2 separate regions of the Homo sapiens genome follow, and region 1 is linked to region 2. Evidence: read pairs that join two places in POLR2A ChIA-PET (ENCODE). Cell type or tissue: Caco-2. All regions are shown on one strand. Each heading gives the region's core, and the rest is flanking DNA. Links, peaks and the distances in the headings are about the cores only.

Region 1 (15,155 bases), core at 3,492-11,491, 180 kb before region 2:
CATTCCCAGAACCTTGCCCTCTTCCTGCATTTCCTGCCTCCATGAACCACATATCCATCCTTCCATTTGCATAAGCCATAAACCTAGAATCATCCTTGACACCTCCTTCCCTTTCACTCTGCATAATCATATCTCACTGCAACCTTGAACTCCTGGGCTCAAGAAAGAGATCCTTCTGCCTTTGCCTCCTAAGAAGCTGAGACTAACAGGCACATGCCACCGTGCCTAGCTAATTTTTAAAAATTTTTGTAAAGACAAGGTGTTGCCCAGACTGGTTTTGAACTCCTGGTCACAAGGACTCCTCGGCCTCCCAAAGTTCTGGGATTACAGGTGCGAGCCACCATGATCCTCCTGGCATGATCTTTTTACAGTACATTTCAGTTATGTCACTCCTTATTTTGATCTTTTTTTTTTTTTTTTTTTTGTGAGACAGAGTCTTGCCCTGTCGCCCAGGCTGGAGTGCGGTGGTGTGATCTCGGCTCACTGCAACCTCCACCTCCCATGTTCAGGCGATTGTCCTGCCTCAACCTCCTGAGTAGCTGGGATTACAGGTGCACACCACCACACCCAGCTAATTTTTGTATTTTTTTTAGTAGAGATGGTGTTTCACCATGTTGGCCAGGCTGATCTTGAACTCCTGACCTCAGGTGATCCACCCACCTCAGCCTCCCAAACTGCTGGGATTACAGGCATGAGGCACCGCACCTCGCCTTATTTTGCTCTTAGGATAAAGACCAAATTTCTTAATAAGGCTTAAAAAAAGCTTGCATGTTTTGGCCCCTGTTTTTCCTCTTTACCTTCTTCCTTTTCCTCTTTCCCATTTGCTTCCTATACTCCTGCTACTTTGGCCTTTTCTTAGTTCCTTGTGTGTGCTAGACCTCATCCCTCAACAGTGTTTGCATATGTCTATAATATTACCTCTCCCTCCTTCACCTAATTAACTACTATTTATCTGTCAAATCTGACATTCTTTTTTTTTTTTTTTGACACCGAGTCTTACTCTGCTGCCCAGGCTGGAGTGCGGTGGTGTGATCTCGGCTCACTGCAACCTCCACCTCCCACGTTCAAGCGATTGTCCTGCCTCAGCCTCCTGAGTAGCTGGGATTACAGGTGTGCACCACCACACTCAGCTAATTTTTGTATTTTTTTAGTAGAGACGGTGTTTCACCATGTTGGCCAGGCTGATCTTGAACTCCTGACCTCAGGTGATCCACCCACCTCGGCCTCCCAACGTGCTTCAAAACAGGTCCTTCAAAACTAGGCCAAATCTAATGTATTCAATTTTTGTATTCTGACTTTGGTAACATGTTTAGAAGGTCTATACAAAATTATAAATGGATTTTTCATTCGTATTATTTCTACATATGGTTTAGATCTACATTTGAATCTTTTTTAATTTTTAATTTTATTTTCTAACCATCCATTCCTTCAACATTTGACTATTTATATGATTTTTTGGGGGACTGAGTTTTGCTCTGTCACCTAGGCATGATTTCTGCTTGCTGCAACCTCTGTCTTGAGGGTTCAAGCAATTCTTATGCCACAGCCTCTTGAGTAGCTGAGATTACAGGTGTGAGACACCACGCCCAGCTAATTTTTGTATTTTTTAGTGGAGACAGGGTTTTGCCATATTGGCCAGGCTGATCTCGAACTCCTGACCTCAGGTGATCTGCCCACCTCTGCCTCCCTATTAATCTATATGAGTTTTTAAAAAATAAGTGGTAGGAGGAAGAAAGCTTTTTATTTATTTATTTATTTATTTATTTATTTATTTATTTATTTATTTATTTGAGACAGGGTCTCACTGTCGCCCAGGCTGGAGTGCAGTGGCACGATCTTCTCACTGCCACCACTGCCTCCCTGGTTCAAGTGATTCTCCTGCCTCAGCCTCCAGAGTAGCTGGGAACAGGCACGTGTCACCATGCCCGGCTAATATGGAAGCAATTTTTTTTTTTTTTGGGACGGAGTTTCGCTCTTGTTGCCCAGGCTGGAGTGCAATGGTGTGATCTCAGCTCACTCCAACCTCCGCCTCCCGTGTTCAAGCGATTCTCCTGTATCAGCCTCCCAGATAGCTGGGATTACAGGCACCCACCACCATGCCTCACTAATTTTTGTATTTTTAGTAGAGATGGGGTTTCATCATATTGGTCAGGCTGGTCTCATGCTCCTGACCTCAGGTGATCCACCCGCCAAGGCCTCCCAAAGTGCTGGGATTATAGGCTCACGTGAGTCACCATGCCGGGCGGAAGCATTTTTTTTTCTTTCCAGTTGTGACCTAATTTTCTGAGCAGTCTTTGAAATAATCAGTTCCTTCCCCTTCTATATGAAATGTTACCTTTATCGTATACTTTTATATATGTAGGTCCTATCGCTCTGTAGCCAGGCTGGAGTGCAGTGGCACCATCTCGGCTCACTGCAACCTCCGTCTCTCGGGTTCAAGCAGTTCTTCTGCCTCAGCCTCCCGAGTAGCTGGGATGACAGGGATGCACCACCACGCCCAGCTAATTTTTGTATTTTTAGTAGAGATGGGGTTTCATCATGTTGGCCAGGATAGTCTTGATATCTTGACCTTGTGATCCGCCCGCCTCAGCCTCCCAAAGTGCTGGGATTACAGGCGGGAACCACTCCACCTGACCAAGTCTCTCTTTTTTTTTTTTTGAGCTGGAGTCTTGCTCTGTCGCCCAGGCTGGAGTGCAGTGGCGCAGTCTCAGCTCACTGCAGACCCCGCCTTCCGGGTTCAAGCAATTCTCCTGCCTCAGCCTCCCGAGTAGCTGGGATTACGGGCGTGAGCCACTATGCCTGGCTAATTTTTGTATTTTTAGTAGAGACAGGTTTTCACCATGTTGACCAGGCTGGTCTTGAACTCCTGACCTCAGGTTATCCGCCTGCCTCAGCCTCCCAAAGTGCTGGGATTACAGGCGTAAACCACCGCACCTGGCCAATTCTGTCTCTTTTTAAATAATCTACTAGATTCAGTTTATAAAGATTTTATATGTTTACTTATGTTAGTATTTAACAAACATATATTTCCTTTTTTTTTTGGGGGGGGGGATGGAGTCTTGCTTTGTCACTCAGGCTGGAGTGCAGTGGTGTGATCTCAGCTCACTGCAACCTCCGCCTCCCAGGTTCGAGCAATTCTCCTGCCTCAGCCTCCGGAGTAGCTGGGATTACAGACACGTGCCACCATGCCCAGCTAATTTTTGTATCTTTAGTAGAGATGGGGTTTTGCTATGTTGCCCAGGCTGGTCTTGAACTCTTGACCTCAAGTGATTCACCCGCCTCAGCCTCCCAAACTGCTGGGATTACAGGCGTGAGCCACCGTGCTCAGCCTTTCCTCATTTTTGTCTTTTTTTTTTTTTTTTTTTTTTGAGACAGACTCTCGCACTGTCGCCCAGGCTGGAGTGCAATGGCGCGATCTCGACACATTGCAACCTTGGCCTCTCAAAGTGCTGGGATTGTAGGTGTTAGCCACCGCATCCAGCTCCTCATTTTTTTCTAATCAAAGAAATGAGGCTCTTCTCAAAGGATATTAAGGTATGCAGGACCTCTGTGAGGATTATAACAGTAACATTTTTCTTAACTTGCTTAGAGTTACAAGGCAGTGGAGGACAGACATCTTTTTGCCTAAGGCTGACTCCCTTGAACAGATATTTTGATAACTAGGCCAATAGCAATGAAATTTTTGTGAAACATTGAAACTGGGACTTGTGAGGATTCATGAGCCACTTAAGACTCTGTAGGCTGGGCAGCCGGGCATGGTGGCTCACGCCTATAATCCCAGCACTTTGGGAAGCTGAGGTGGGCCTGTAAATTATCAACATTTTGTTTTGTGAAATAAAACACACTTTGAAATCTGGTTGGAGGAGTGGTCGTGGTGGCTCACACCTGTAATCCCAGTACTTTGGGAGGTTGAGGCAGGTGGATCATTTGGGGTCAGGAGTTCGAGACCAGCCTCGCCAACATGGCAAAAACCCATCTCTACTAAAAATACAAAAACTAGCCGGGCATGGTGGCATGTGCTTGTAATTCCAGCTACTCAGGAGGCTGAGGCAGGAGAACCGCTTGAACCTGGGAGGCAGATGTGGCAGTGAGCTGAGATGGCACCACTGCACTCTAGCCTGGACGACAGAGTAAGACTCTGTCACAAAAAAAAAAAAAGAAAGACTCTGTGGCCTGGGCATGGTGGTTCCATGCCTCTAATCCCAACTGTCTGGGAGGCGGAGACGGGTCAATTGCTTGAGCCCAGGAGTTTGAGCCCAGCCTGGGCAACATGGTGAAACTCCCTCTCTACAAAAAATACAAAAGTTAGCCAGACATGGTAGTGTGTGCCTGTAGTCCCAGCTACTCAGGAGGCTCACTTGACCCCTGGGGGTCAAGGCTGCAGTGAGCTGTGATGGTGCCACTGCACTCTAGCCTGAAGAAGGCACTGCTAGTCACAAATCTTCTGAAACTGGCATTTTGGTTGTAAGAATTGTTTGGTGGTAATGGCAGTATAGTTCACATACATTACCTTTTCCCTTACATGAGTTGTTCCACCAGATTTCTTTTTTCTTTTCTTTTTTTTTGTTTTTTTGTTTGAGACAAGAGTTTCCTGCTGTCACCCAGGCTGGAGTGCAATGGCATGATCTTAGCTCACTGCAACCTCTGCCTTTCAGGTTCAAGCGATTCTCCTTCATCAGCCTCCTGGGTAGCTGGGATTACAGATGCACACCACCAGATATTTTTGTATTTTTAGTAGAGACAAGGTTTCACCATGTTTGCCAGGCTGGTCTCGAACTCCTGGCCTCAAATGATCCACCTGCCTCGGCCTCCCACAGTACTGGGATTACAGGTGTGAGCCACTGCGACCAGCCCTCCAACCAGATTTCAAAGTGTGTTTTATTTCACAAAACAAAATGTTGACAATTTATAGAGCATACATATACATATGTGTGTATGTATATATATATTACATAATACTTCTTTGAAAAGGAAAGTATATAAAAATAAAACTGATAGACTGTCAGAACATCAGACTTGAGAACAAGTGTCTGGTTGCATCACAGAATCCCCTACCTCCTTGTCCCAATATTCTTTTTCTCCCCATCTAAGACACCTCTATGTTCTCAGTTGTTGCTTGTTTAGCAAGATTTTTATTTTCATTTTTATTTATTTATCATTAGAGATGGAGTTTCGATCTTGTTGCTCAGGCTGGAGTGCAATGGCACAGTCTCGGCTCACTGCAGCCTGGGTTCAGGCGATTCTCCTGTCTCAGCCTCCCGAGTACCCAGGTGCCCACCAGCATGCCCGGCTAATTTATTTTTAGTAGAGAGGGTTTCGCCATGTTGGCCAGGCTGGTCTTGAACTCCTGACCTCAGGTGATCCACCCACCTCAGCCTCCCAAAGTGCTGGGATTACAGGTGTGAGCCACTGCACCTGGCCCAAGATTTTTAAAACAGCATTATTTCTTCCTTTTGTAAAGATGGAAAACCGTGAGCTTGAAGTCAGTGACAAGGAAAAAAAAGTTATAAACTCTGGCTAATTTATTTTGGCAGAAGAGAAGATACCAGAAGAGTCCTTCTGTAAAATAAAAGATGTGGGATATTAGGGTGGTTCTAGTGTGATCTTGGAAAGACAATTGAAGAACACTGTTAACTCTGAAACTCCAATTCTAATTTGTTTTTTTGGTTTTTGTGGGGTTTTTTTGAGACAGAGTCTTGCTCTGTCGCCCAGGCTAGAGTGCAGCGGCGTGATCTCAGCTCATTGCAACCTCCATCTCCTAGGTTCAAGAGGTTCTCCTGCCTCTTGAGTAGCTGGGATTACAGGTGCCTGCCACCATGCCCAGCTGATTTTTGTATTTTTATTAGAGATAGGGTTTTACCATGTTGGCCAGGCTGGTCTCGAATTCCTGACCTCAAGTGATCTGCCCGCATTGGCCTCCCAAAGGGCTGGGATTACAGGCAGGAGTCACAGCGTCCGGCCTGCTTCATTCAAAATTAGAATTAGCGTTTGTGCAATTGATCTTTCAAGTAAGATTGATCATTTGCTGCATGTTTGAAAGACAGCATTTTGTATGTAAGCATGACACTTTGGACTGGTAGGTAACCTATACAGAGATTGGATTTTCAGATATGTAGACTGGATTTTCAGAAATAATTTTACCAAATTTCATGTTTTCAAACTTACTCAGGTTACGTGTATAGCAGCTTGTTTAACTGCGCAAGAAAGCCGTGCGCGCCTGTTTTTGCAGCTGCTGGGGAAGACTGAAACAGGAAAATCCCCTGAGGCCAGAAGTTCGATAACTACTGTACCCCAGCCTGGGCAACAAAGCAAGACTTTGTCTCTGGGGGGAAAAAAAAAGAAAAAAGACACCATAGTGGCATCATTAGTGCCAAACCCTTAAAGGCAGGAGCTAGTTTACGTTATTTACCTTTTAATCTGTAGAGCATTTTTAAGTTTTATTTCAGTCGTGTCACCAAGCATACTAGGAAAGGACATACTGAATGAGATCATCCAAAGGGGTGTGGAGTATGTAGATAAGCGCAGTGACTGCTGGCTATTTGCACCCTAGGCTTATATTTCTTAAGATTTTGAATAGCCAGATATTAAAAATACAGGTGCTGGGTTATTGTAGTTTGGAAAATATCTTTATTCCAGAAATTAGGGGGTCTAAAGAGCACATGAGAAAAATGATCCTATATTTAGAGTGGTTTGAATCTAAGGGTGAACTCTCAGGCAGCGCTGGGGACTCATACTTAACTGGCAAGGGAAATAACATGATCATTAAAGGTGGATTTTTCAGGGTGAGGTTTGTCTCTTGCATTGTGGATGTGCTGACCCCTGTGGTTTTCTACAAATGTGGGAAACTTAATTGCATAATTTGTGGTAGTGGGGACTATGTTGGTTCTCTCCCCTGATCTGGCTTGTTTATAAAAGGCGTACGTTGTATCTTTGCTTCGTAGGTTTTCCTGTGTTATATTGTAACCTCCTGTTTTGGAATAGCGAGAGATTGATGCCTTCTAATGGTCATTTTTTTCTCCACACACGCTTTTGGTCTCACACCCCTCGTGGTTGGTGTTGTCATTGAGTACTACAGTGATTTGCCATTACAATCAGAAGTACGCAGTTGAATACCTTTGGCGGCTCTAAGGGAGTGTTACCTTCACATTTTCCTTGTTTGTAGCCCTTTCCTTTTCAAAGCTAACAATTTAGCATCTTCTGACTTTTCTTCTGTCTTTATATCTTTTTGTGGACCTCCAGAGTCCTTCTGTTTTTTTTCTTTTCTTGGAGACGGCGTTTCGCTCTTGTAGCCCAGGCTGGAGTACAATGGCGCAATCTCAGCTCACAGCAACCTCAGCCTCAAGGGTTCAAGGGATTCTCCTGCCTCAGCCTCTTGAGTAGCTGGGATTACAGGCACACGCCACCACGCCTTGCTAATGTTTGTATTTTTAGTAGAGACGGGGTTTCACCATGTTGGCCAGGCTGGTCTCGCACTCCTAACCTCAGGTGATTTACCTGCCTCGGCCTCCCAAAGTGCTGGGATTACAGGTGTGAGCCACGGCGCCTGGCTCCAGTGTCCTTCTCTTTTATTATTATTATTATTATTATTATTATTATTATTATACTTTAAGTTCTAGGGTACATGTGCACAACGTGCAGGTTTGTTACATATGTATACATGTGCCATGTTGGTTTGCTGCACCCATTAACTCGTCATTTACATTAGGTATGTCTCCTAATGCTATCCCTCCCCGTTTCCCCCATCCTATGACAGACCCTGGTGTATGATGTTCCCCACCCCGTGTTCAAGTGTTCTCATTGTTCAATTCCCACCTATGAGTGAGAACATACGGTGTTTGGTTTTCTGTCCTTGCAAAGTTTGCTCAGAATGATGGTTTCCAGCTTCATCCATGTCCCTACAAAGGACATGAACTCATCCTTTTTTATGGCTGCATAGTGTTCCGTGGTGTATATGTGCCACGTTTTCTTAATCCATTCTATCATTGATGGACATTTGGGTTGGTTCCAAGTCTTTGCTATTGTGAATAGTGCTGCAATAAGCATACACGTGCATGTGTCTTTATAGTAGCATGATTTATAATCCTTTGGGTATATACCCAGTAATGGGATTGCTGGATCAAATGGTATTTCTAGTTCTAGATCCTTGAGGAATCGCCACACTGTCTTCCAGTGTCCTTCCCTTAAGGACCCTGTGATTACATTAGGCCCATCTGGATAAGCTTTTCATCTTAAATCAATCACATCTAAAAACTTCCCTTTTTTTTCCCCCTTGAGTTGGAGTCTCGCTCTGTCGCCCAGGCTGGAGTGCAGTGGCACCATATCTGCTCACTGCAACCTCTGCCTACCAGGTTCAAGCAATTCTCCTGCCTCAGCCTCCCGAATAGCTGGGCTTACAGGCACCCGCCACCATGCCAGGCTAATTTTTGTATTTTTAGTAGAGATGGGGTTTCACCATGTTGGCCAGGCTGGTCTTGAACTCCTGACCTCGTGATCTGCCTGCCTTGGCCTCCCAAAGTGTTGGGATTACAGGCGTGAGCCACCGTGCCCAGCCATTTCTGGCTCTTAAACTTTGGAAAAGTCTTTATCTTGTAAGTAGCAGGCTAGAACTTGTGCAAGAAGAGTGACCCTATGTGAAGAGTGTTTTGAATCTGAGGGTGAGATGTCAGGCAACAACCATGCCTTCCACTTTACCGGGCAGGGAAGATACCCTGACCACAAAGGTGGTTTTCCCAGGGCAAGGTTCACTCATTGCATTCTGTGTTTGCTGGCCCCTGTGATTTCCCCAAATGTGGGATACTCAACTGCATAATTTGTGGTAGTGGGCGACTGTGTTCACACTTTCCCCTGTGTTATTCTTTGTCAAATGGGAAGTAGCCAATGTGATTGTCTGTGGCCGTGTTTGGCTTCTCCTTGCTTGTTTCTTGTGAACTGTGTCTTTAAATTTCCATGGAAGTGAGAAGCTGTACTACTATTTAGTTTGTGATAGTAACAGGCTTCCTTGGTGTTTTTTCTTGGCTGTGTTCCCTTAATCCAGCATAAACTTTGTACACAATGAGTACCACATATATGTTGGCTGAGTCAAATGAACTGGAAATCAAACTCAGGAAGGATTTCCTTTAAGCATTTTTATTTTTAGAGACAGGGTCTTGCTCTTGTCTCCCAGACTGGAGTACAGTGGTGCTCAATCATGGCTCAAAGCAGCCTTGACCTCCTGGACTCAGTCCTTCTGCCTCAGCCTTCCAAGTAGCTGTACAGGCATGTGCCACCACGGCTGGCTAATTTTTTTTTTTTTTTTTTTTTTGAGACGGAGTTTCCCTCTTGTTGCCCAGGCTGGAGTGCAATGGTTTGATCTCGGCTCCCAGCACCCTCCACCTCCTGAGTTCAAGCGATTCTCCTGCCTCAGCCTCCTGAGTAGCTGGGATTACAGGCACCCGCCACAACACCTGGCTACTTTTTTGTATTTTTTAGTAGAGACGGGGTTTCGCCATGCTGGCCAGACTGGCCTCAGGTGATCTGCCTGCCTCGTCCTCCCAAAGTACTGGGATTACAGGCGTGAGCCACCCCACCTGGTCAGCTGGCTAATTTTAAAAGAACTTTTTGTAGCATAGGGTCTCGCTATGTTGCCCAGGCTGGTCTCGAACTCTTGGCCTCAAGTGATCCTCCCACCTCGGCCTCTCAAGGTGCTGGGATTACAAAAATGAGTACCATACCTGGCCCCTAAAGGATTTTAACCTGCTCTTAACAATGACTATAGAATTGAAATTCATTCATTGCATTCTAAAATGACTACTTTGAATGATCACCTTTAGGTTCTGACATAGTAGTTTGTTGGTTTTGTTTTGTTTTGTTTTCTTTTGTTTGAGATGGAGTTTCACTCTTATTGCTCAGTCTGGAGTGCAATGGCATGATCTTGGCTCACTGCAACCTCTGCCTCCCAGGTTCAAGTGATTCTCTTGCCTCAGCCTCCCGAGTAGCTGAGATTACAGACGCCTGCCACCACGCCTGGGTTTTTTTGTGTTTTTTTTTGTTTTTTTGGTTTTTTTTGAGATGGATTTTCTCTCTTGTTGCCCAAGCTGGAGTGCAATGCTGTGATCTTGGCTTACTGCAACCTCTGCCCCCAGGGTTCAAGTGATTCTCCTGCCTCAACCTCCTGAGTAGCTGGGATTACAGGCACCTGCCACCACGCCTGGCTAATTTTCTTATTTTTAGTAGAGATGGGGTTTCACCATTTTGGCCAGGCTGGGCTTGAACTCCTGATCTCAGGTGATCTGCCTGCGTCAGCCTTCCAAAGTGCTGGGATCACAGGCGTGAGCAACTGCACCTGGCCGACTAATTTTTATGTTTTAGTAGAGAGGGTTTCACCATGTTGGTCAGGCTGGTCTCGAACTCGTGACTTCAGGTGATCCATTAACCTCAGCCTCCCAACGTGCTGGGATATACATGTGTGAGCCACGGCACCTGGCCCATAGTAGTTTTAAAAAGGGAAAAGCTTACATACTACTATGATATATCAATTTAAAAATGCAAAAAGTCCAGACTCAGTGGCTCGTGCTTGTAATCACCGTACCTTTGGAGGCCCAGGCGACAGAACAAGAACCTGTCTCTAAAAATTAAAAACATGTTTAAAGGAAATCCTTTTGGAAATGCTTCCTGAGTTTGATTTCCAGTTCATTCAATTCAGCCAATATATAATGGGGTACTTATTGTAAACAAAGCTTATTCTGGGTGAGGGGAATGCAGATACCCTTGGAACATAGTCCTTGTCATAATCAGGAGTCTGTCTGGGGAAGGGAGATGGGGAAACCATCTGTTAATATTATACCATACAATTCACCCATTTAAAAGATAGTTTGATTTTTAGAAAGAGCCAGAGATTGTCTGGAGACTTTTTTATGTGAACATAACCCCAATATTGTATTGTCTTCATTATAAAACAAAAGATGACACTTAGAACTGGATATCATTTGGCCCTTTCTCTTCTCATCTCCTCTCACTTCAAAATGCTTACATCTCTTAATACCCAGCATTCTCTTTGTTCTGCAGTTGGGCTCAACACACTCAAGGCTTGGCACAATCTTCTTTGTAGTTTTAGCTTTTTTCGGGAAAATCAACTAGTTTGCCCACCCATAGCCAGATACTTGTCATTTTGATTCTAGCAATCATAGTGAGGGTGAAGTGGTATTTCATGGTGATTTTGATTTGTATTACCCTGATGGCTAAGAATATTGAACATATTTTCGTGTGCTTATTGGCTATTTGCATCTTTTTTTTTTTTTGGAGATGGTTTCCCTGTGTCATCCAGGCTGGAGTGCAATGGCACAATGTCAGCTCACTGCAACTTCCACCTCCCAGGCTCAAGTGATTCTCATGCCTCAGCCTCCCAAGAAGCTGGGGTTATAGGCATGTGCTACCATGCCCAGCTAATTTTTGTGTTTTTTGTAGAGATGGGGTTTCGTCATGTTGGCCAGGCTGGTCTCAAACTCCTGGCTTCAAGTGATGCACCCCCCCTCAGCCTCCCACAGTGCTGGGATTACAGGTGTGAGCCACCGTGCCCGGCCTACCTGCCTTTTTTTTTTTTTTTCCAAAGGCCTCATCGAAGATAAATCTTTTTTTTTTTTTAACCACTTTATTGAAGGATAATTGACATACTATACTTGTGCTTTTGATGTCATATGTAAGAAATCATTCCCTAATTGGAGGTCAGGAAGATTTACATCTATGTTTTCTTCTTAGTGTTTCTATTCGTTTTTTGAGATGGATTCTCACTCTGTCACCCAGGCTGGAGTGCAGGGGCAGGATCTCGGCTCACTGCAACCTCCGCCTCCCAGGTTCAAGCGATTCTTGTGCCTCTCCGTCTCGAGTAGCTGGGATTACAGGCCTGAGCCACCATGCTCAGCTAATTTTTGTATTTTTAGTAGAGACGGGGTTTCGCCACGTTGGCCAGGCTGGTTGTGAACTCCTGACCTCAAGTGATCTGTCCACCTTGGCCTCCTGTAGTGCTAGGATTACAGGCGTGAGCCACTGCGCCTGGCCGGACTTTCATCATAAATAAGTTATTCTCACTCCTGTGAAAAGGATGTGGGTTCAATAGGATTAGTTTGTGGTTCTCAATTCTGTCAAATCAAGGGTTTCCTTTTTTTTTTTTGAGACAGAGTCTTGCTCTGTCGCCCAGGCTGGAGTGCAGTGGTGCGATCTCGGCTCACTGCAACCTCCACCTCCCTGGTTCAAGCAATTCCCCTGCCTTAGCCTCCCGAGTAGCTGGGATTATAGGCGCATGCCACCACACCCAGCTAAATTTTTTGTAGTTTTAGTAGAGATGGGGTTTCACCATGTTGGCCAGACTGGTCTTGAACTCCTGATCTCAGGCAATCTGCCCGCCTTGGCCTCCCAAAGTGCCAGGATTACAGGTGGGAGACACCGCACCCGGCCCAGGGTTTCCTTTTATAAGAACTAGTAACATTCCATTTACTACCTTGAAGATGTTTGTAGAAAATATAAACTACATATAGTTACCCCACAGATAATATGTCCTAACTATAATATGAAGGAGAGAAGCCACGTGGGGTGGCTCACGTCTATAATCCCAGGACTTTGGGAGGGTGGGAGGATCGCCTGAGCCAAGAAGTTTGAGACCAAGCTGGGCAACATGGCTTAACCCCAACTGTAGAAAAACAAAAAAAAGATTGAAAAAATTAGCTGGGCATGGTGGTGCATGCCTGTGGTCCCAGCTACTCGGGAGGGTGAGGTGGGAGGATCACCTGAGCCCAAGAGGTTGAGGATGCAGTGAGCTGAAATTGCGTGACTGCATTCCAACCAGCCTGGGTTACAGAACAAGACCCTGTCTCAAAAACAAAACAATACAAATATAAAGGAGAGAGAAAAATAAGTTACAATACAATTATTTATTTATTTATTTATTTATTTATTTATTTATTTTTGAGATGGAGTCTCACTCTGTCGTGTAGGCTGGAGTGCAGTGGCGTGATCTCGGCTCACTGCAACCTTTGCCTCCTGGGTTCAACCGATTTTCCTGCCTCAGCCTCCTGAGTAGCTGGGACTACAGGTGTGCACCACTACGCCTGGCTAATTTTTTATATTTGTTATTTTTTTTTTATGGTTTCGCCATATTGGCCAGGCTGGTCTTGAACTCCTGACCTTATAATCCACCCACCTCGGCCTTCCAAAGTGCTGGGAATACAGGCATAAGCTACCGCGCCCTGCCCTACAATACAATATTTTAATATGTAAAGGCTTGGCATGACTACCCAGGGAAACAAAAACATCCCCTCAGAGTTTCAAAATTTCCCTTTGGGAGTGGCTCCACTGTCATGGAGAACCACTCAATTGTAAGAAATTTTTTTTAAAAAAAGTATGTATAAAAGGAATGCCGGCTGAGCGTGGTGGCTCATGCCTGTAATCCCAGCACTTTGGGAGTTCGAGGCTAGCAGATCACTTGAGGTCAGGAGTTCAAGACCAGCCTGGCCAACATGGAGAAACCCCATCTCTACTAAAAATACAAAAATTAGTCAGGCATGGTGGCACGCATCTGTAATCCCAGCTACTCAGGAGGCTGAAGCAGGAGAATCGCTTGAACCCAGGAGGCAAAGGTTGCAGTAAGCCGAGATCACACCATTGCACTCCAGCCCGGGTGACAGAGCGAGACTCCATCTCAAAACAAACAAAGAAAAAAAGGAATGCCGACTGGGTATGGTGGCTCACAGTTGTAATCCCAGCACTTTGGGTGGCCAAGGAGTTCGAGGCCAGCCTGGCCAACATGGTGAAACCCCGTCTCTACTAAAAATACAAAAAATAAAAAAACATTAGCTGGGCCTGGTGGCGCGTGCCTATAATCCCAGCTACTCGGGAGGCTGAGGCAAGAGAATCATTTGAACCTGGGAGGCAGAGGTTGCAGCAAGCTGAGATTGCACCTCTGCACTGCAGCCTGGGTGATAGAGCGAGACTCTGTCTCAAAAAAAGGAATGCCAAGTAGCAGTGAGGATGTAGTTGCAGTTTGCATAAATTTGGAGTATTTGGAGTAAGAGTGCTGGAAGATTCTGCAACTTTTTTTCTCCAGCAGTGCTGGGGAAATGGGAGTAGAGGAGATGACTGTTGATTGGCTCTAGGACCAGTTAGAGCAGGGGATTCCAACCCCCTGGAAGGAGCATGGTACCAGTTGGTGGCCTGTTAGGAACTAGGCCGCACAGCAGGAGGTGATGTCATTACTGCCTGAGCACCTCCTCCTGTTAGATCAGCAGCCACATTAGATTCTCATAGGAGCGTGAAACCTATTGTGAACTGAGCATGCCAGGGATCTAGGTTGCACACTCCTTATGAGAACCTAACTAATGCCTGATGAGCTGAGGTGGAACAGTTTCATCCTGAAACCATTCCCACCCACCCCCTGTTATCCGTGGAGAAATGGAAAATTGTCTTCCATGAAACTGGTCCCTGGTGCCAAAAAGTTTGGGAGCCTCTAAGATAGAGGAAATACGCTGTGCTGCAGCATGAAGTAGGTGAGAGATGGGGCTAGGGGCCTAGTGAGTGAAATGGCGTGGAAAGTCTAAAGGATTAGATGAATTGAGGGATGAGCTTCTCTGGCAGTGAGTAGACCTGAGGTCCAGGGAAGGCTTTTGTAAGCTCAAAACATGTAAAATGGTGAGAAAATAGAACAAGAAAACGAGTTTTTAAAATATATTTCTGATCTAGCAAAAAGAGAAATCCACAGAGACCCAGAGAAAGAAACAAATCCAGAAAGGAAAGGCAGGGATGGACCCTGTCTATTTCCTAAGGACATTGGCCATCCTTAGAAGCTCTGGGGCTGGCTTTTAATGGACCACAGGCAGGAGACAAAGCTTGGGGCCTGAGCTGGGTGGGAGGTCTGACTAGAGAGTCCCTCCTCATTCTATAAAGCTGCGACCCCAGGAGAAGAACACTCTCAGTTCTGAGGAATGCCCCCTCCCCAAGAGAAAGATGTTAGAGATATGTGCTGGTCTCAGCCTCAGCCTGAGAATGGGAAGGGGCAGAGAAATCTTCACCACTATCTCACATTCACAGTCCCTCAAAATGGGCCAGAATTCATACTGCTATGTGTATATGTTAGGGGATGGCACAAAAAGTTACTTTAGCCTGGCTTGGTGATGTCCCCCAGCACCAGG
Region 2 (15,155 bases), core at 1,386-9,385:
AAAAATACAAACCATTAGCTGGGCATGATGGTGCATGCCTGTGGCCCCATCCCAGCCACTTGGGAGGCTGAGGCATGAGAATCGCTTGCATCTGGGACGCAGAGGTTGCAGTGAGCTGATATCATGCCACTGCACCTCTAGCCTGGGTGACCATGAGACCCTGTCTTAAAAAAGAAAAAGAAGTTGTATATATAAAATTATTGCCACAGAGCAGCTACTATTTATTGAGAATTGATTATATATTGTCTTTCTAAGTACTGCTATCATTTGTCATTACTGTTACTATTATTAATATATGGCACCTGAGTCTCCAGAGATACAAGTGTGATTCAGATTTCAAGACTGTATTTAGTTCCTATCCTGGAGTGCTCTGCCCTGCCAGGAAAGCTTTGTCCACCAGGACCACTCTTGTCCTGGATGCCTGTTTCCAGGACGTGCTTTTTTTGTTTGTTTGTTTGTTTTGAGACGGAGTCTCGCTCTGTCGCCCAGGCTGGAGTGCAATGTGCCATCTCAGCTCACTGCAACCTCCATCTCCCAGGTTCAAGCAATTCTCCTGCCTCAGTCTCCCGAGTAGCTGGGATTACAAGTGCCTACCACTATGGCCAGCTAATTTTTATATTTTTAGTAGAGATGGGGTTTCACTGTGTTAGTCAGGCTGTTCTTGAACTCCTGACCTCAGGTGATCCAACCGCTTCAGCCTCCCAAAGTGCTGGGATTACAGGTGTGAGCCACCGCGCCCGGCCTAGGACGTGCTTTTATGTCCCACTCTCCTGTCATGTCTACAGAGTACTATCCCAACTGTGAGGTCGTGTTCATGGGAATGGCCAACATCCATGCCATCCGGAACAGCTTTCAGTACCTCCGGGCTGTGTGTAGCCAGATGCCGGATCCTAGCAAGTAGGTGTTCCCTACTTGGATTCCTTCCAGTCTCATTCCTTACCCAGTACCTCTTATTCTTGGAAGATTAGATGGGGAGATGAGAAGTTTGGAGAGCAGGAGACCTGAGGGCCTGGGTGGAGTTGGGTGCCGTGGGCTAGTTCCAAGAACCCTTCCACTTCTCAGCCAACACTTTGGCGTGGTCACAGGACATGGATTCCTTTCGTTTGGATCAGTTGTTCTACTCAAAGAACACAGAGAACTGGGGAGAGGAAATGGCTGAGTGTGCATGTGATGCTTCTCAGTTCCTCTTTTGAGCTTCAGATGCTTTTATCTGCTGTAGGTCCTGTCTTCCCTACCTTCCTGCTAGATACCTCTTGTCCAAAAGGCCCTGGGTTGTACCTCTTGGTTTCAGTTCTCAATGGGGACTTTGTTGGGTGGGGCTGGCTGTGGATGGTGGAGAGACTGCTGTGGCCTCAGCACCCTTTGTGACCGACTTGATGTCTGCTTTTGTGTAGCTGGTTGTCGGCACTGGAGAGTACCAAATGGCTGCAGCACTTGTCGGTGATGCTAAAAGCAGCTGTGCTGGTGGCTAATACAGTAGACCGGGAAGGCCGGCCTGTGCTGGTACACTGCTCAGATGGCTGGGACCGCACACCGCAGATCGTAGCCCTGGCCAAAATATTACTGGACCCATATTACAGGACGTTGGAGGTATTGAGAGGAATTCGGTGGGAAAACCAGAAGGAATGTGGCAGGAGGGAAGGTGTTGAGCCCTCTGGATCTGTCCTGGGGATCTTTCAGTAGAGGACATTGGTGGCTCTTTTTTTCTTTTTTTTTCCAACTCCCAAAGGCTTGGAAAATTGGTGGCTTTGAGTCCTCTTCTAGGTCCAGTCCTATTTTTCTTTGAAGCTGCCAGCTTCCTGCTTTGGGCAGTTCCCAGGGGAGTAGCACATCAGCATTTCCAGAGAGGCCCTATGTTTGAACAGTTTCTTTTTTTGCAGGGCTTCCAAGTGTTAGTGGAGTCTGACTGGCTGGATTTTGGGCACAAGTTTGGAGATCGCTGTGGCCACCAAGAGAATGTGGAGGACCAAAACGAACAATGCCCTGTGTTCCTCCAGTGGCTTGATTCTGTTCATCAGTTGCTTAAGCAGTTCCCCTGCCTGTTTGAATTTAATGAAGCATTCCTGGTAAGTCCTAAGGCCTGTGACAACAGGGATGGGGGGAATGACAGCCCGAGGCCCCCAGGTGCAAGCTCTCTCTGCTTTCTAGGTAAAACTGGTGCAACACACATACTCCTGCCTCTACGGCACCTTCCTGGCCAACAACCCCTGTGAGCGAGAGAAGCGCAACATCTACAAGCGGACCTGCTCTGTGTGGGCGCTCCTTCGAGCTGGCAATAAAAACTTTCATAACTTCCTCTACACACCCAGCTCAGACATGGTGAGTCTGAGCCCTTTTCCTGTAGGTGCTATTTAGAAACCTATAGGGAGAAGCAGCTGAGTCAGTAGGGAAAATGTAGAGTCAAGGGCTTAGGGAAAGAAAAAGGACAAGGAACTCTTGACAAAGCACTAGTATTGGGCTGCTTCCCTAGGTCCTGCATCCTGTTTGTCATGTCCGGGCCCTGCACCTCTGGACAGCTGTTTATCTGCCAGCATCATCTCCATGCACACTTGGGGAAGAAAACATGGATCTTTACCTTTCCCCAGTGGCCCAGAGCCAGGAGTTCTCTGGCCGCTCTCTGGACAGGTAAGAAAAGCCCTTCTTCCTTTCTCCTCTCTCCACTAGGAAGGCAGTAACTGTTTCCCATCTCATCTAAATGTTCTCTTTCTTTCTTTTTTTTGAGACGGAATCTCACTTTGTCGCCCAGGGTGGAGTGCCAGTGGTGCAATCTTGGCTCACTGCAACCTCCACTTCCCGGGTTCAACTGATTCTCCTGCCCCAGCCTCCCGAGTAGCTTGGATTACAGGCACCGACCACCACGCCCAGCCAATTTTTTGTATTTTTAGTAGAGATGGGGTTTCACCATGTTGGCCAGGCTGGTCTCAAACTCCTGACCTCAAATGATCCACCTGCCTCGGCCTCCCAAAGTGATGGGATTACAGGCGTGAGCCACCGTGCCCGGCCTCTTTCTGAGGTATTTAAAAGCAACTTCTTGAGTCATTTGCAGGAAAAACTTGGCCAAGACTTGTAGCTAGCCTGGAGTGCACTCTGTGTGTTTTCAAGGTCCTCTGAAGATAAGGTTGGATACTTTCTTTCCTGGAGGAGCTGCTATCACTCTGTATGATATACCCAAGCAGGGGAGAGAACAAAACAGAAAGGACTGTTTTAGGAAGGTTTGTGGGAATGGTCTTGATTTTTGTTCACTGGTACAGGGCATGGGGAGCTTGCTATATTAGTAGCAACCTTTGTTGTGTCCAGCATTAGCTTCCAGAAACATCTGACTCTCAGGGAAATGGGTTCCCAGCAGGAGGATGGCCTTATATTACTCCCTCAGAAAAAGGCCAGAATTTAAAAGGGAGACATAAAATTAGGTATCTTCTGGCTCAATGTTTGGGGAGAAGTGAGATGATGTTGGTTAATTTATGAGAGTAATACCTATTTCTTGTTTTAAAAAAATAGTCAATATAAAAGTAGAAAATGAAAATCTTCCCTTATGATCCTTGTCCCCACAGGTGTCCACTGCTAACATTTGGTACGTGTCTTTCCAAATGTTTATCTCTACATAGGTAAATCCACACTCACGCTTTCATATGGAAACATTTTTTATAAACAAAATCAGAATATTTTTACATACGCTTTTTACTTTTTTGCATATTCTGCAAATTGTTTTTCCCGCTTTGTATTAGGTTGTCTTCTCATGACAGCACATCTAAATTCCCTTTCTTGTTTTTATTGGCTTCAGAGTAGTCCACAATTTATATAACCAGATTCCTACTCATCATTTAGGTAATTTCCATTTTTTTTTTTTTTATCATTACAGGGAGTGCTTTACATCCTTATATGTGTAGCTTTTTAAAAATTTGTAAATTACAGGCTGGGCACGGTGGCTCATGCCTGTAATCCCAGCACTTTGGGAGGCCGAGGCAGGTGGATCACTTGAGGTCAGGAGTTCAAGGCCAGCCTGGCCAACATGGTGAAACCCTGTCTCTACTAAAAATACAAAAATTAGCCGGGCATGGTGGCAGGCACCTGTAATCCCATCTACTCAGGAGGCTGAGGCATAAGAATCGCTTGAATCTGGGGGGGTGGAGATTGCAGTAAGCCAAGATCACGCCACGCACTCCAGCCTGGGCAATAGAGTGAGACTCCATCTCAAAAAAAAAAAAAAAAAATTGTAAAATACACATGCTATTTACCATCTACACCATTTTTAAGTACATAGTTTAGTAGGGTTACTTTGTGTGTTTTTTTTTTGTTTTGTTTTTTTGTTTTTGACAGAGTTTCGCTCTGTTGCCCAGGCTGGACTGCAGTGGCACAATCTCAGCTCACTGCAACCTCTGCCTCCCGGGTTCAGGTGATTCTCCTGCCCCAGCCTCTCGAGTAGCTGGGATTACAGGCATGCGCCACCATGCCCAGCTAATTTTTGTATTTGTAGTAGAGACGGGGTTTTACCATGTTGGTCACACTGGTCTTGAACTCCTGACCTCAAGTTATCCACCATCTCGGCCTCCCAAAGTGTTGGGATTACAGGTGTGAGCTCCTGCGCCTGGCCAGTAGGGTTACTTTGTATGCATATTTTTGCATTTGTGCTAGTATTTTTGAATGAAAATACTGTGCTCAAAGGATATATATACATATATACGCGTATATATATATACACATATATGTATATATATCCGTATACATATATACATGTATACGTATATACATAGACATATACATATATGTGTGTATATATGTATACTATATATATACACACATATATACATATATACGTGTATATATGTGTATATATATCTCAAATTTTGATATTTGTTTATTGGCTGAGAGCTTTTTTGTTTTTTAGAGACAGGGTCTTGTTCTGTCACTCAGGCTGGGTGCAGTGGCACAATTATAGTAACCTCAAACTCCTGACCTCAGGTAATCCTTCTGTTTCAGCCTCCCAGGTAGCTAATTAGCTCATTAGGCATGTGCCAATTTTTATTTTTTGTAGAGACGGGTCTGTTGCCCAGGTTAGTCTTAAATTCCTGGCGTCGAGTGATCTTCCTGCCTTGGCCTCCCAAAACACTGGAATTACAGGTGTGAGCCACCATGCCCAGCCTGGCTGAAAGTTTTTAAAGTTAAAATATAACATATGTTATTGGTTGAATATTATAAAGGAAAACAAAAAGCCCAGCATCCCAAATTATTGGTTTTAGGGTCTTTTGAACTAAGTCATTGTGAGGGGACCGTGATAGGTTTCAGGATTTCAGTGATTTTTTTTTTCCTTCCCCAAACTATGCAGAATTTGGCTACAGGTTCATAGGTTTACTTTTCCTGGGAGAGGGGCCATAACTTTTAATCAAATTTTTAATAAGCTCTGTGACCCATTTAATAATCATTTCATTAACTTAGTATCTGATTTATCAATTCAACAAATGTTTCTTTAATACCTACAAGTTGCGTATTACTGTACTAGGTTTTGTGGGCTACAGCAAAGAAATAGAAGATATTGGTTCTACTTTCAAGATAATTTTAAGCTGTAAGATAAGACACAGAACAACTAGAGAGAGCAATTCTTTTTTTTTTTTTTTTTTTTTTTTGAGACAGAATCTCGCTCTGTCACCGGTTGGAGTGCAGTGGCGCAATCTTGGCTCACTGCAACCTCCGCCTCCCGGGTTCAAGTGATTCTTCTGTCTCAGCCTCCCGAGTATCTGGGACTACAGGTGCCCACCACCACACCTGGCTAGTTTTTTGTATTTTTAGTAGAGACGGGGTTTCACCATGTTGGCCAGGATGGTCTCGATCTCTTGACCTCGTAATCTACCCGCCTCGGCCTCCCAAAGTGCTGGGATTACCAGACCCGGCCAACTAGAGAACAATTCTAAGTCAACATCTAAGCAGATAAGAATGTGTGTAGTTCAGGCTGGGTGCAGTGGCTCATGCCTGTAATCCCAGCACTTTGGGAGGCCAAGGTGCGCAGATTGCTTGAGCCCAGGAGTTTGAGACCAACCTGGGCAACATGGTAGAACCCCACCTCTACAAAAAATGCAAAAATTAGCCAGGCATGGTGGCGTGCGCCTGTGGTCCCAGCTACTTGGAGGGCTGACGTAGGAGGATTGTTTGCTCCCAGCAGGTTGAGGCTGCAGTGAGCTGTGATCATGCCATTGCACTCCAGCCTGGGTGACACAGCGAGACCTTGTCTCAAAAAAACAAATGTGTGTAGTTCAAAGCTTTAGAGAAATGATGTGTTTTTTAAAAGGGTCACTTGGTGGCTGTTTTACTCAGGAAATTTTCATGAAGGACCAGACAAGAACTGTGGGTCTTTTTGTGTTCTGTGTATCTGGCTTAGAACCTGGCACGTAATAAGTAAATTTAAATAAATTTACTAAAGTAAAAATTTACTTAAAACTGGACAAATGGCTGGGCGTGGTGGCTCATGCTTGTAATCCCAGCACTTTGGGAGGCCGAGGCGGGCGGATCATGAGGTCAGGAGATCAAGACCATCCTGGCTAACACGGTGAAACCCCGTCTCTACTAAAAATACAAAAAAAAAAAAAATTAGCCGGGCGTGGTGGCAGGCGCCTGTAGTCCCAGCTACTCTGGAGGCTGAGGCAGGAGAATGGTATGAACCTGGGAAGGCGGAGTTTGCAGTGAGCAGAGATCGCGCCACTGCACTCCAGCCCGGGCAACAGAGTGAGACTGTCTCAAAAAAAAAAAAAACTGGACAAATGAATGAAATAAAGGGAGTTGTGAGCTCAGTAACAAGGTTAGTGGAGAGGGGTCCAAAGCAAGTGGATACATGAGAGGTAGGGTTTTCTCGCTCCATTGCCCAGCTGGAGTGCAGTCACATGATCTTCTCAGCTCACTCCGCCCACCGGGTTCAAGTGATTCTTCTGCCTCAGCCTCCCGAGTAACTGGGATTACAGGTGTGTGCCACTACACCTGGCTAATTTTTGTATTTTTAGTAGAGACGGGGTTTCGCCATGTTGGCCAAGCTGGTCTCGAACTCCTGACCTCAAGTGATCCGCTCACCTTGGCCTCCCAAAGTGCTAGGATTATAGGTGTGAGCCACTGCACCTGGGTGAGAGGTAGTTTTTTTTTTTTTAAAAAAAAAAGAAGTTCTGTGGCTGGCAGGGGTTGAGAAGGGGCTATTTTAAGGAATAGTGGAAATATAGGACAGGTCATTGAGGGCATTGAAGGCTTTAAACATTACAGTGAAGAGTTTATTTTGATTCAGTTGTCAATAGGAAGTCATTGTAGGAAGTTACTGTGGTCTGCTGACAGTGGGATCCTTGGAGAACTAATCAGTGAGTACAGGGTAGCTGGAGGCACAGAGACCAGCCAGCACTGCTGTAGTAGTTCAGATATGAGGGGAAGAGTCCCTGGCAAAGAGAAAGGATTAAATTCAGAAGCACTGTAGAGAACCATTGGCAGGCTACAGAATTGAAAGTTGGAGAGTAGAAGTGAAAAGTACTTTGGGTCCCAAGTATCTGAGCTTAAAAAGTAGGAGAATATTAGTACCACTAATAGACATTGAAAGGTCGAGAAGACCAGCCAGTTTGGGGAGAAAGCGGAGATACAGGGAAATTGGGATTGAAATATTAGTTGACAGCAAAGAAGGAGGTGTGTTGTAGGCAGCTCAAGATGGAGAGTAGATTTCGAGAAATAATTGGTATAAAGATTTTAAAGGAAATGGTCTCTGTAACAACTGACCTGACTTACCTTTGATTCTACCTTTCCCTAGATCAAAAATGTCCTTCTTCTTCTCCTTCTTCTCCCCCTCCTCCCCCTCCTCCCCCCTCCTCCCCCCTCCTCCCCCGCTTCTCCTTCTCCTTCTCCTCCTCCTTCTTCTTCTTCTTCCATTAAAGTCATAAACACATTCTTCTATACCCATCTCAAATCCTACCCTCTCTCTGTAGCCTTCCTTGACCTCCTAGCTGGATGAGCTCTCTCTCCTTGTTGTAAACTCAGGTATTATTATCTCTGTCAACATTGCTGACTAACCTTTGGTACACATAGAATGAGTTGTGGAGGATGGCAGAATGTTGTTATTTGAATTTGGATGAAGAGCACATGGAAGTTAATTATATTCTTCTTTTTGTTGTTGTTTGAGACAGAGTCTTGCTCTGTCACCCAGGCTGGAATATAGTGGTGCGATCTCGGCTCACTGCAACCTCTGCCTCTTGCCTCCCAGGTTCAAGCGATTCTCATGCCTCAGCCTCCCAAGTAGGAGCTGGGTTTACAGGCATGCACCACCATGCCCAGCTAGTTTTTGTATTTTTAGTAGAGATGGGATTTCACCATGTTGGCCAGGCTGGTCTTGGACTTGTGGCCTCGAGAGATCTGCCTGCCTTGACCTCCCAAAGTGTTGAGATTATAGGCATGAGCCACTGTGCCCAGCATATTCTTTACTTCTTTTGTATGCTTGAAAGTTTCCATAATAAAAAATAAAATGAAAGAAGTCAGCTGTGGCACTTAAAAGAATACAGATCCCTAGGCCCCACTCTTGGCCATTCTTATTCAGTAGGTCTTGGGTGGACCCTGGTTGTCTGGATGTCTAAGAAGATCCACTAAGATGCCTGATGTGTATCACACATTCAATTGGCACCTAGCAGTGGAAACCTCATGTTGTATTTTGAGCTCATTCATTCATTTCTCAAGTCATTTGCCCCTGGTACTGTGCTAGGCGCTGGGGATTCAAATAAGACAGAGTCCTGCCTTCAGGACACTTCAGTAGAGGGAGTTAAACAAGTAAACAATAAAGTGCAATAATGTGTTATAGGAAGCACTGAGCAATGTGCTTTGATGTGGATTCTTTTGTTTAATCTTCATAATAGCTTTAAGAGCTAGGTACTTTACCTTTATTCCATAGATGAGGGATCTGAGGCGTAGAGAAGTTAAAGTCACACAGCAAAGATGTTGTTAAATTGGGATTTGAACCCTGCCTATGGGACTCCAGGAACTATAATGATAACCACTGTTATTGCCTTCCTGGAATTTCGTACCATTAAAAAAATCAAAATTCGTCACAAAAGGTATATCAAGTATGTATAAAACATTTGTTTTAAGTTTCAAAAACCGATTACTTAAAATAAGCTGCGTTGTAACTGCCTTTGGGGAATTTTTCCGCATAGGCTGAACTGACTGAGCCATCTAAAAATAGGAGGCCAGTGAAGCCTCTACTGTTTCCCTGGTGAATTTCACTCAAGTTTTCATTGCTCTAAGGACTTTGAACTGCATTAATAATCAGGATGGTCACTCTTGAAAATGTCCCTTAACCTATCTGGTATATATGAATGCCTCTAGAACTCTGAGTGCTATATACTAGGGGAAGTTTCATGGGGCCTTGGGAAGCAGAGGAGCACACTGCTGCTAAGTGGTTATCAAGAGCAGTGTTGAGGGAGTTGTGTTGTCTTAATAAAGTTTGTGGTTATTATGTTTGTGGTTGGTTGCCTGTATTTTGAATTCTCATAGCATCTCTACAAGGTATGATTTATTATCATCATTGTATAAAGGGAGAAACCAAGTATCTGAGAGGTTAATTTACTTATTTGTAGTCATGTAGCTAATTAGCGTCAGAGCCAATATTGTCTAGCTCCAAAACCCATCTTCTTTCTGTTTTACTGTGATGGAGGCAGTGGGATATTGGGTTTGAGTCTCAGGTATAGTCCTAGCTGGAACAGTAGATTCAGAAGGCATTGGCATAGAAGGCAGCTGAAACCACTGTAGTGGTTGAGATTGCCCAGGGAGACTGGTAGGTTGAGTGCTGACAAAAGCTGAGGATAGATTTTTGGGTTCCGGAGGACACGGTCCATGTCTCATGCTTTTTTTACAGAGTAAACTTTCAGTGAACATTGGTTATTTGTGATCTTAAGGGTCCTTATTTCTAAACTTAAGTGTTCTTAAGTGTCATTATTTCTAAACTCTGGCTTTGATATTGCTCCATTGATTCAGTTCCATATATTGTATTGCAAGTGCCCATCTCCTGACCTGGAGGTGTTATATTTGTCTTTCCAGATTACCTAAAACCAGATCCATGGATGATCTTCTTTCTGCCTGTGACACAAGCAGCCCCCTGACTCGTACATCCAGTGACCCTAACCTGAATAACCACTGTCAGGAGGTCAGGGTAGGCCTGGAGCCCTGGCACAGCAATCCTGAGGGATCAGAGACAAGCTTTGTGGACTCTGGGGTAGGAGGGCCTCAGCAAACTGTAGGAGAAGTGGGTCTTCCTCCTCCTCTGCCCAGCAGCCAGAAAGACTACTTGAGCAATAAACCTTTCAAGAGTCACAAAAGCTGTTCTCCAAGTTACAAACTGCTTAATACCGCAGTGCCTCGGGAAATGAAGAGCAACACCTCTGATCCTGAGATCAAAGTCCTAGAAGAGACTAAGGGACCAGCTCCAGACCCTTCTGCCCAGGATGAGCTGGGTAGGACTTTAGATGGCATAGGGGAGCCACCTGAACATTGTCCTGAAACAGAAGCTGTCAGTGCACTCTCCAAGGTCATTTCTAACAAGTGTGATGGAGTTTGTAATTTTCCTGAGTCTTCCCAGAACTCTCCTACAGGTACGCCCCAACAGGCCCAGCCAGACTCCATGCTAGGTGTGCCCTCCAAGTGTGTTCTTGATCACAGCCTCAGCACCGTTTGCAACCCACCGAGTGCTGCCTGCCAAACTCCTCTAGACCCAAGCACTGACTTCCTCAACCAAGATCCCTCAGGGTCTGTGGCAAGTATCTCCCACCAGGAACAACTGAGTTCTGTGCCGGATCTGACCCATGGGGAGGAAGACATTGGTAAAAGAGGAAATAATAGGAATGGGCAGTTATTGGAAAATCCTCGCTTTGGGAAAATGCCATTGGAATTGGTCCGGAAGCCAATTTCTCAGAGCCAGATCAGTGAGTTCTCTTTTCTAGGGTCCAACTGGGACAGCTTCCAAGGGATGGTGACTTCATTCCCAAGTGGGGAGGCCACCCCTCGGCGGCTGCTTTCCTATGGCTGTTGTAGCAAGAGGCCAAACAGTAAGCAGATGCGGGCCACAGGGCCCTGCTTTGGGGGCCAGTGGGCTCAGAGAGAAGGTGTGAAGTCACCTGTCTGTTCTAGTCATTCCAATGGACATTGTACTGGCCCAGGAGGAAAGAACCAGATGTGGTTGTCCAGTCATCCAAAGCAAGTCTCTAGCACAAAGCCCGTTCCACTGAACTGCCCTTCTCCAGTGCCTCCTCTGTATTTGGATGATGATGGACTCCCCTTTCCCACGGATGTGATCCAGCATAGGTTACGGCAAATCGAAGCAGGGTACAAACAAGAGGTGGAGCAGCTACGTCGACAGGTGCGTGAGCTTCAGATGAGGCTGGACATCCGTCACTGCTGTGCCCCTCCAGCAGAGCCCCCCATGGACTATGAGGATGATTTTGTAAGTAGTCACCAACTGCCATACACCCATTATTTACTCTGTTCATCCAGCCTTCCCTCCATTCAGCATTTATTCGTTGGGTACTTGCTGTGTGCCACTGAGTTAGGTGCCTGGGCTATAGGATGAAAAACAAGTAAGCAATTAGAATGATGTTTTTAAGTGCTATGATTGAGGAGGCATCAGGTGTTAGAGGGCTGGAGTGGAGTGAAACGTCAAGGAAGACTTTCTTGAGAAGGTAATGCTTGAGCTGAGTGCTGAAGAATGTGTGATACTTAGCCAGGTAGACAGTGAAAACAAAACACCATTTGCAGAAGCGTAGTGGCAATAGATACTCCAATGATATGGCTTAAAAAGATGGGACATGCGAGTATATATGTGTACATGCATGCATACACGCTTACACTGGGGCTATGAGAGACAGTCAAATAGGGTGGTGGGAGGTGACATTGGAGAATTAGGTGGAGATTACAAGGGTCAGGTTGAGTGCCCTTCTTGTTTGGATTTTACCCTTAAGGCAATAAAATTTTAGGCCAGTGCACAATATGATCAGAGTTGTAGTTTAAGAAAATGACTCTTGCAACAATGTACAATTTTTTTTTTTTTTTTTTTTTGAGACGGAGTCTCGCTCTGTCACCCAGGCTGGAGTGCAGTCGTGCAATCTCAGCTCACTGCAACCTCCGCCCTCCCGGGTTCACGCCATTCTCCTGCCTCAGCCTCCTGAGTAGCTGGGACTACAGGCGCCCGCCACCATGCCCAGCTAATTTTTTTTTTTTGTATTTTTAGTAGAGATGGGGTCTCACTGTGTTAGCCAGGATGGTCTCGATCCCCTGACCTCATGATCCGCCCACCTCGGCCTCCCAAAGTGCTGGGATTACAGGCGTGAGCCACTGCGCCCGGCCCAACAGTGTACAATTTTAATGAGGCAGTTGAGACCCAGATTGGGAGGCTGGTAAGGTCATTTTGGAATAATCCAGGTGAGAGATGAAGACTATAGGCTGTGCAGTGTTGGGCAGCCTCAGGTTCTGGCACCATAGTCCTTGGGGAGCTTCTAGGAGCCAGCTTCCTCTCCATGGTATCTTGCCATTTACACAGACACTTTCCTTCCTTCTGTTAAGGTGCTCCCCACTTGCCTGCTTCTCACTTCTCTGGTGCTTTAAACAGGAGTCAGCAAACTTTTTTTTTTTTTGTAAAAGGCCAAATAATAACTATTTTAGGTTTTGTGGGCCATACCGTCTATGTTGCAACTACTCAGCTCTGCTATTGTGCAAAAGCAGCCGTAGCCAGGCACTGTGGCTCACGCCTGTAGTCTTAGGACTTTGTGAGGCCGAGGTAGGTGGATTGCTTTAGCCAAGAAGTTTGAGACCAGCCTAGGCAACATGGTGAAACCCCATCTCTACAAAAATTACAAAAAATTAGCTGGACATGGTGGTGGACGCCTGTGGTCCCAACTACTCAGGAGGCTGAGGTGGGAGGATCTCTTGAGTCCAGGATGTTGAGGCTACAGCGAGCCGTGATCATGCTGCTGCATTCCAGCCTGGGCAAAAGAGCGAGACCTTGTCTCAAAAACAAAACAAAAAGCAGCCATAGACAGTAAGTAAATGAATGAATGCAGCTGTGTTCCAGCAAAACCTGATTTACAAAAACAGGCAGTGGGCTAGTTTGGCCTGTGGGCCATAGCTTGCCAACCCCTGGTTTAGAACATAACAAGAGTCTTTCTATGCTGTGGTGTAGCATATCGGTAAGAGTGTAAATCTGAAGCTACAATACTAGGTTCAAATCCCAGCTTTACTACGTATCAGCTCTTTCTCTGTGGCTTCATTTTCTTATTTGTAAAATGGGGATATTAGTAGTATACATTGTAAGACTGTCATAAGAAATAAGTTCATGTGTGTAATGCACTTAGCACAGTGCCTGACACATGGTAAACAGTAAGCGTTAATGATGATGAAGATAATTTGTTGTCTTTGCCTTTTCATCAGACATGTTTGAAGGAGTCAGATGGCAGTGATACTGAGGATTTTGGCTCTGATCACAGTGAAGACTGCCTTTCAGAAGCAAGCTGGGAACCTGTTGATAAGAAAGAGACTGAGGTATGTTTAGGCACATATGTGGTGGGTACTTACGTGAGCCAGTGAGTCATCATATTTTCCAGAGATGAATGACATGCTGTAGACTGAGCTGTCCCCCAGAGGAGTGTCAGCCTGGTAGGCAAATGGTAGCCAGTTATGAAGATAAGCCTTGTCTCTTTCTGCTGGGGTGCTTTCCTCATTGCAATGTTGCTCTTCCAGTCTGTCAACAAGGACCAGGAATTTTTCTTTGTGCCTTCTATTAGGTGACTCGCTGGGTTCCAGACCATATGGCATCACACTGCTATAACTGTGACTGTGAATTCTGGTTGGCCAAACGAAGACACCATTGCAGGTAAGATGTTTTGTATGATTTAGTATGACAAAAAACAGGGCAGGCCAGGCGCAGTGGCTCACACCTGTAATGCCAACACCTTGGGAGGCCGAGGCAGGCGGATCATGAGGTGAGGAGATTGAGACCATCCTGGCCAACATGGTAAAACCTGTCTCCACTAAAAATACAAAAATTAGCTGGGCGTGGTGGCGCATGCCTGTAATCCCAGCTACTCTGGAGGCTGAGGCAGGAGAATAGCTCGAACCAGGGAGCTGGAGGTTGCAGTGAGCCGAGATTACGCCACTGCACTCCATCCTGGCAACAGAGCAAGACTCTGTCTCAAAAAGGACAAAAAACAAAAACAAAAATAGTGTAATACATATGTATAGAACTAAGTGGAATTAGTTTGGAAGTGGACACCTCTTTATAGAAACTATTTTTGTTTGTCCCCAACTTTTCATTTAGTATCACTCATTCTCAGTATATTGGCATTTCTTAATATTAATTAATTAATTATTTTTTTATTAGCGATGGGCTCTTGCTATGTTGCTCAGGCAAGTCTCAAACTCCTGGCCTCAAGCGATTCTACTGCCTCAGCCTACCAAAGTGCAGGGATTACTGGTGTGAGTCACCCTGCCTGGCCAGTATATTGGCATTTCTGATGAACTCTTCCCTCTTTCTGCTTTGACAGAAATTGTGGGAATGTATTTTGTGCTGGATGCTGCCACCTGAAGCTGCCCATTCCTGATCAGCAACTCTATGACCCAGTTCTCGTCTGTAACTCATGTTACGAACACATTCAAGTCTCTCGTGCCAGGGAACTCATGAGCCAACAGCTGAAGAAACCCATTGCTACAGCTTCCAGTTGAATGCCGGGGAGAAACCTGTCCAATTTTAGCAGGTTTGAAGGGAGGATCTTCTTCAGTTGTAGTTTGGAAGGTTCCTTGGTGTGGCTCATGAAATCACAGAGCTCAGAGATACCATCTTGAGAAATCCTCCTTGGTATCATGAAACTGGAGCAGAGGAATTGCAATTTAGCAGGAGGTCCTCTACTGGTGATACCCTCACCTTGGGGTAATGGTCCTAACCCAGACCCAGGGTCTGGAAGCTTAATGTTGAGTTGGTGACTCCAGCCTCTTTCTCCTGGAGGTCACAAGATGATGATTGCGTAGATGTTGCCTGGTGCAAAGTGCCCCAAACAGCAATAGAAAGGCATATGTATAACCAAACTCCAAGTGATAACCAGACCCATCTCTCCTCCACCTTGACAAAAGCAGATTATAGTATACAAGGTAGGAATTCCTGTCCTATTTGAGAT

What was found. ChIA-PET counts read pairs that join two places held together with the same protein. Peaks named below come from ENCODE experiments on the same cell type or tissue, not always from the same donor. Only the 100,000 strongest peaks of a DNase experiment are listed, where the experiment ranks them.
Region 1: POLR2A ChIA-PET joins it to region 2 with 13 read pairs; 9 of 35 experiments call an interaction of 5 or more read pairs at or near these places.

Annotation. Positions count from the first base shown.
Region 1 is chr17:58,671,266-58,686,420 of GRCh38, reverse strand. All of the region lies in intron 1 of TEX14 (testis expressed 14, intercellular bridge forming factor), which reads left to right. All of the region lies in intron 1 of IGBP1C (IGBP1 family member C), which reads left to right. It also overlaps the pseudogene RNU1-52P and the pseudogene RNVU1-34. Among named protein-coding and RNA genes, the nearest start is that of IGBP1C, 13 kb to the left of the region's middle. In Caco-2, for the core only: no CTCF peak of the experiment used is centred there; DNase peaks (open chromatin) are centred at 6,512 and 6,940.
Region 2 is chr17:58,491,214-58,506,368 of GRCh38, reverse strand. MTMR4 (myotubularin related protein 4) reads left to right here. Exons shown (of 18, transcript NM_001378067.1): 10 at 786-897; 11 at 1,395-1,590; 12 at 1,881-2,066; 13 at 2,149-2,319; 14 at 2,471-2,625; 15 at 10,039-11,437; 16 at 13,417-13,527; 17 at 13,770-13,858; 18 at 14,529-15,155. The coding sequence ends at 14,706. Among named protein-coding and RNA genes, the nearest start is that of HSF5, 10 kb to the right of the region's middle. In Caco-2, for the core only: no CTCF peak of the experiment used is centred there; no DNase peak of the experiment used is centred there.